Linked DNA regions of Homo sapiens: region 1 is linked to region 2. A link is a contact called in ENCODE Hi-C or POLR2A ChIA-PET data. All regions are on one chromosome and are shown on one strand. Each heading gives the region's core, a stretch centred on a gene start or an enhancer-like site at or near the end of the contact. The rest is flanking DNA. Distances are from core to core; before and after follow the strand shown. Region 1 holds the start of MIER3 (MIER family member 3). Region 2 overlaps LOC124900981 (a long non-coding RNA gene).

What was found. Hi-C counts contacts between places; a loop is a spot of excess contacts on that map. ChIA-PET counts read pairs that join two places held with the same protein, here RNA polymerase II (POLR2A). Pooled maps may share reads with other maps.
Region 1: a map of PC-9 shows a loop between it and region 2 (5-fold over the local background). The contact joins the promoter of MIER3 here to the enhancer-like site in region 2. A Hi-C loop is called at or near these places in 6 of 168 maps with a recorded cell type or tissue (B cell, Calu3, GM12878 and 3 more), 15 of 37 single-sample maps with no recorded cell type and 12 of 50 pooled maps. POLR2A ChIA-PET finds 5 or more read pairs at or near these places in 3 of 52 experiments (Caco-2, WTC11 and activated naive CD4-positive, alpha-beta T cell).

Annotation. Positions count from the first base shown.
Region 1 is chr5:56,950,703-56,953,402 of GRCh38, reverse strand. It overlaps MIER3 (MIER family member 3), which reads left to right and starts at 1,280. Exons shown (of 13, transcript NM_001297599.2): 1 at 1,280-1,309. The coding sequence starts at 1,301. RefSeq lists silencers at 999-1,418, 1,449-1,558, 1,619-1,788 and an enhancer at 2,359-2,448.
Region 2 is chr5:57,031,954-57,034,653 of GRCh38, reverse strand. All of the region lies in intron 1 of LOC124900981 (a long non-coding RNA gene), which reads right to left. Among named protein-coding and RNA genes, the nearest start is that of MIER3, 81 kb to the right of the region's middle. Within about 2 kb of position 1,378, at least 2 of the 41 ENCODE cell types and tissues checked have a DNase peak (open chromatin) inside an H3K27ac peak, as active enhancers do; they include PC-9, where a contact is called at or near this core.

The DNA.
Region 1 (2,700 bases), core at 31-2,530, 81 kb after region 2:
TCTTTTCCACAGATAGAATTGGCCTCCCACTTTAGGACAATGTGTCCTCCAAATTTGCTAGGGCAACTCCATACCTTACTTTAACTTCTTGCAGGACCTAACTCTCCAATCAGTCGTTAGTGTATATTTTTGTGTACTTGGCTCAAAGTCTTTCAGTGTGGATGTGGACCTTCCGGAGAGTAATCTCCTCCAATGAAGAGCAAATGGTCATAAGGAACATGTACGAGCAGGTATTCCTGTTAAGCCTTATGCTCCGTCTTTCACCCATCCACTTGCACAGGGGACTAGTTTCCTTTTATGATCCTACCCAAACGTTTGGCCTTTTTGGAGAAGTGAGGGAAGTGAGGGGTAGAATTTTTGAGACTCAGTTCAGGGCCTTTGATATGCTGTTCCTGTCCTTCAACAGATGTATCAAGTATCTCTGGGTCATCCCCTAAGACACGTTGGTGATGAACAATTCCTAGAACTGGTCTAATTTTTTTTTTTTTTTTTTTGGATAACAGCACAGTTTATATTTTTTGGGCATCTTCTTGAACTGTACAAGTATATTCAGCATCATTTCTCTGCCCTGTCGATCTTTTGTCTTTTCTTCTGTGCTGTCAATAACCTGTTTGGCAAATGTCTACTTCCATTGTCCACTCCGTGAGCAGTGTACACCGGTCTCCATCTCCCATTCCTGCAGGTCCCTTCGTGGAAACGGCAAAGTGCCTGACTGTAGTCCTCTCATTCTGGACTGACTCTGCCATCCACCAGCCTCTTCTCCCATTTCCCAGGGCTTCCTCCCACATCTGTCTATTTCATAGATCGCCTCCTCCTCTTAGGGAAGTTGAGTCTGTCGAGTTCCCCTGCACATCGCCTGCCAGTCCAAGTCTCCTGCCCGCCTCCCGCACGCCCTCCCGCGCCGCGGTGTCTGTGGGTCGGTTCCCAGACGCGCCCGCCGGCTCTTGGGCCTCCACTGGCTGGACGTGGGTCTGTCCCGCGCCCGCGCGTCCGTCCGTCCCCCACTTGCCTCCAATTCGGCAGGAACTTTACACCAGCCAGGAGGAGAAGGACGGTGCGCGCGGGTGCGGGTCTGGCCGGCTGGGGCCGGCGCGGGGGCGGCGAGGGGCGCCGGGCGGCGTCGGCTTGCGAGCGGGCCGGGGGCGTCGCGGGCCGCCCTGCCCTATAAGGGGCCGTGCCGCCTCCGCCGCCGGGCGGGTGCCGGGCGGACCGCGGCGGTGGCGGCGGCGGCTGCGATTGGCTCAGGCGCCCCATCCGGGGACTGGGCTCGGCGCTGCTCGTTCGCCCTAAAGGTACCAATATGGCGGAGGTGAGCAGGGAAACCGGGCAGGAGCAGCCGGGCTGGAGCGGGCGCCCGGCGGCTCCCCGCGACCCCCGAGCCAGCCTGGGGGATCCGGGGCTCTTTCCGCTGCCCCATGAGGGGCGGCGTGGCGACGCGGGGGTCGCGGGGCGGCGACTGGCCGTGGCGGGGCTGGCCGGGGGGCGGGAGCGGGCGCGGGAGCGGTCTCCCTCCGGGACTAGGCCGCGGCGGCTCCGGCCCCGGTCGGGCCGGGCGACCGAGCCGGACGGAGGTGGCGGCCGGCTGCAGTGAGCCCTGCCCCAGGGACGAGGCAGTGCCGTGTCCCCGGTCGCTGACGCGGGCCGCCGGCGCCTCCGCGCCTCTTCCCCGGGCCCGGGTGGGTGGAAACCGGCGGAGCCCCCCCTCCGCGGCCGGATCGCAAAGAGGGGAGCGGGCTGCGCCACTGCCCTGCGGGAGTCGTGCGCTGTGCCCCCGGCCCACCGGGCCCGGGCTGCGGCGCGAAGGAGCCGCACGCTTCACTTTGCTGGGGGCGCGGAGAAGAGCGGGATGCGGGGCCACCGGGCTTCTCAGAAGAGCGGGACTCCCCACCCCGCAGCCCGGGAGGTGCGGGAGCCCCTGGGGTTAAAGGGCAGACCGAGACCCTCGACGCCCTCTCCAGGAGAGCGGCTTGATAGCTCCAGTTTTCTCTGGGCTGGAGGAAGGAAGGCTGGGCGAGCGAAGCTGCCCCGGCCATGTCCCCCGGGACTGGTGAGCTGGGGGGAGGGGGCGGTGTGGCAGGAGCCCCTGGGCTGGAGCTCGCTGGGGCGGGGGGCGCGCTGACGGTCCAGGGAGGGACTGAACACTCTGGAAGGAGCCAGCATCCCTGGAACTGAGAGGAGCTGCATCTCTGGACTCGAGAGAGAGGATGGGGGGCTCGCGCTTTGGTTTGGGGGCGAGTGTCCGATTCGAGCTGGCCTACGCTGCAGGGGAAGAGATCGGCTTCGGAGTTGGGGCTCCCGGGCCCCAGGGGCGAACTAGGTGCTCAGAACGCGAGTTCGTTCCAGAAAAGGGTGTTACGTTTCGAGTTGTTTGGGGCTTCGGAGAGCCGGGTGGGATTTGGAGGACTCCGGAGATGCCAGGGATGGGGGACTGATGGTGCCAGCCGACTGCTCTGGGTTTTGCTTCTCTGCTTGGAAACTTGCTGAGCTCCAAGAAGCGACTTGGAGTTGCCTCTCAGACTCCGGGCTTCGTCCCGGGTCTGTGAGTTTGTACACTTGGGACTCGGGGAGGAAGGCGAGGCAGCCAAGAGGGGGCCCGAAAGGGGCCGGGAGCGATTCGAGTGAAGCTACGTCTTGCACTTTTGGCAGCTGCGGAGGAGCGCTCGACTCCGCCTCCTCTGCGCCCTGTTGCCGGCGCTGCCT
Region 2 (2,700 bases), core at 129-2,628:
AATGATGAATGAAAGAAATGGTTGTTATTTTTTAAGCCATTGAGTTTTAGGGTGGTCTGTTATGCAGCAAAAGTGAACAATGCAGTCTTTCCAGACTTCCTTCCTTTCTTCCTTTCTTCCTTTCTTTCTTCCTTCCTTGCTTTCTTGTTTTGCTTTGCTTTCTTTTCCTTCTTTTTCAGACAGGGTCTTGCTTTGTTGCCTAGGCTGGAGTGCAGTGTGCAATCATGGTTCACTGTACCCTGAACCTTCTGGGCTTAGGCAATTCTCCCACCTTAGCCTCCTGAGTAGCTAGCACTACAGTGCGTGCCACCACACCCAGCTAATTTTTTATTTTTCGTACAGACAAAGTTTTCTTATGTTGCCCAAACTGGTCTTGAACTCCTGAGCTGAAGAGATCCTCCCACCTCAGCTTCTCAAAGTGCTGAGATTACAGGCATGAGCCATCGCACCCAGCCTGGACTTCTTTTTCTATGCTTCATACACACATAGACTTTAAAAAAAAAAAACAACACTATCTTACTCTATGTATTATTTTGTTTCCTGCATTATATCTCTTTAATAACATAGCATGTGCTAAATAAATATCTTTCTGTGCTAAATAAATTAGTTTAATAGTTGCTTCATATTATTTTCATATTAATATTATGATCTTTTAATACCATAATTTATTTAACTACTTCTCTATTGGTGGACACTCAGGTTCTTTTCTGTTTGATTTTTCTACTGTAAAAGCCCTGATTAACATTCCATATATTATATCATTGCAAATTTGTACTGCTATTTCCTCTTATTAAATTTTTAGAAATGACTTGTTGGGTAAAAGGCCACATATGTATTTAAGTACATTAATACATGTTCTTTTTTGTTGCCCAGGCTGGTCTTGAACTTCTAGGCTCAAGCAATCCTCCCAGCTGAGTCTCCCAAGTATCTAGGACTACAAGCACGTGTCACCATGCCCAGCAACATGTTCTAAACTGCCTTGAGAAAGGTGACATCACATTGCCAATTCTGTTCCTCATTATCTCTATTATGAATTTTAACTCTGCTATCCGAGTTCATCTCCCTTTTCCTTTCATTCCATTGCCTTTCCACCTCAACCTGTTCTATGGTTTTCTGATTCTGCTTCAGAGAGGTGAGTTACTTTGCAGTCTTCTAAGGATGTAAATTTTTCTCAATTTTTCTTTTCTGTTTCCTGTAGGAATAAATGAAGCCCAGATATCTAATTTTCTTATTCATTATTTATTCTCTCTCTGGAGAAGCCACCTCTATCTAGGGACTTCACTTGGGTGTGCTTTTTGCCCACAGTGCTGCTCCCTGTTCACTTGGGCACAGGTCAGGTCCATGAGTCAGATCCATGGCAAATGGCCAGCAGGTACACACCCCACTCTGGATCCAACTCAAGTATCAAGTAGATTGTCATCAGCTGTCTCTGTTGGAATGTGGTGGGATCTTCTTTCCTCTTTTTATTTTTTTTTTAAGATCTCAGCTCACTGCAACCTCTGCCTCCTGGGTTCAAGTGATTCTCCTGCCTCAGCCTCCTGAGTAGCTGAGACTACAGGTGCACGCCACCACACCTGGCTAATTTTTGTATTTTTAGTAGAGACAGGTTTGGCCAGGCTGGTCTTGAACTCTGGACCTCAAATGACCCACCCACCTCAGCCTCCCAAAGTGCTGGGATTACAGGCGTGAGCCACCGCACCTGGTCTGGGCTCTTCTTCCATACCCACTCTGAACAGATACCATTTACAAAAAATTACAGTGTCCAGCATGCACCTCTCAAGGGCTCTTTCTTTCTCTGCCCCCATCTATAAGGACTCTACTTGAGAAGCAGCCACATCACAATTTAGTTGAGTTTTTTGTATCTAACGGCTCTCTAATTACTAGTTAGGTTGTCATGTAATGACATTGCATTAATTAAAGACTTAAATGGCACACCTCTATCTATTGGAGAGGCTAGGGTTCAAAATGTCCACTGTGATTTGACATTCCATTTGTATTTCTGCTCTAGCAATTTTCAGAGTTCTAAGCAGTTGGCCAACATTATCTCCAGTCCTCAAAACAACCTCAGAAGACAAATAGGAGGCAGGTGTTCTTGTCCCTGAACTTCATGGGGAAGCAGAGGCACAGGGGGACAATGTGACTCATCTGCCCAGTCTGTGGACATTTGTCAGCTGCCTTGCTTCCCCTCCTTTGCTCCATGCTTCCTATCTTGTGGCACCATGCTGCCAGACTGCCCATCCCTGAGGCTGGTTGGACTGCAGTAGAAGGTCAATTAGGATGAGTCATTCAAACATTTGAACTGCCTGGTTGCTGCTTAGAGAGTGCCCTTAACACAGGTTGCCCTGCTGAGCATTTGAGGTGTGGTGCTGAATAAAACTGCATGCCACCGATCTTGCCCTAAAAGCCCTGCATCATGCATTTACCACTCAGACTCCATAAGTCTTAATCCACTTCTTCCTCAATAACAGCTTAGTCAGTATGAAGTGACTCTAATAATAGCAGCAGCAGATTGAGCATACACAATGCCTGCCATCCTGAAGGTGTTTTAGGAAGCTCTGCTGAGGTGCTTCTCTGTCTGTCTGGTCATATCTTTAACCATGCATCTGAAACCAGATGCTCATGGTAAGGGAGATGAAAATATTTGGCAACTGGGAAGTCACGGGGCTGTACCTAAGGGGTTCAGAGAGATTATGACTAGGT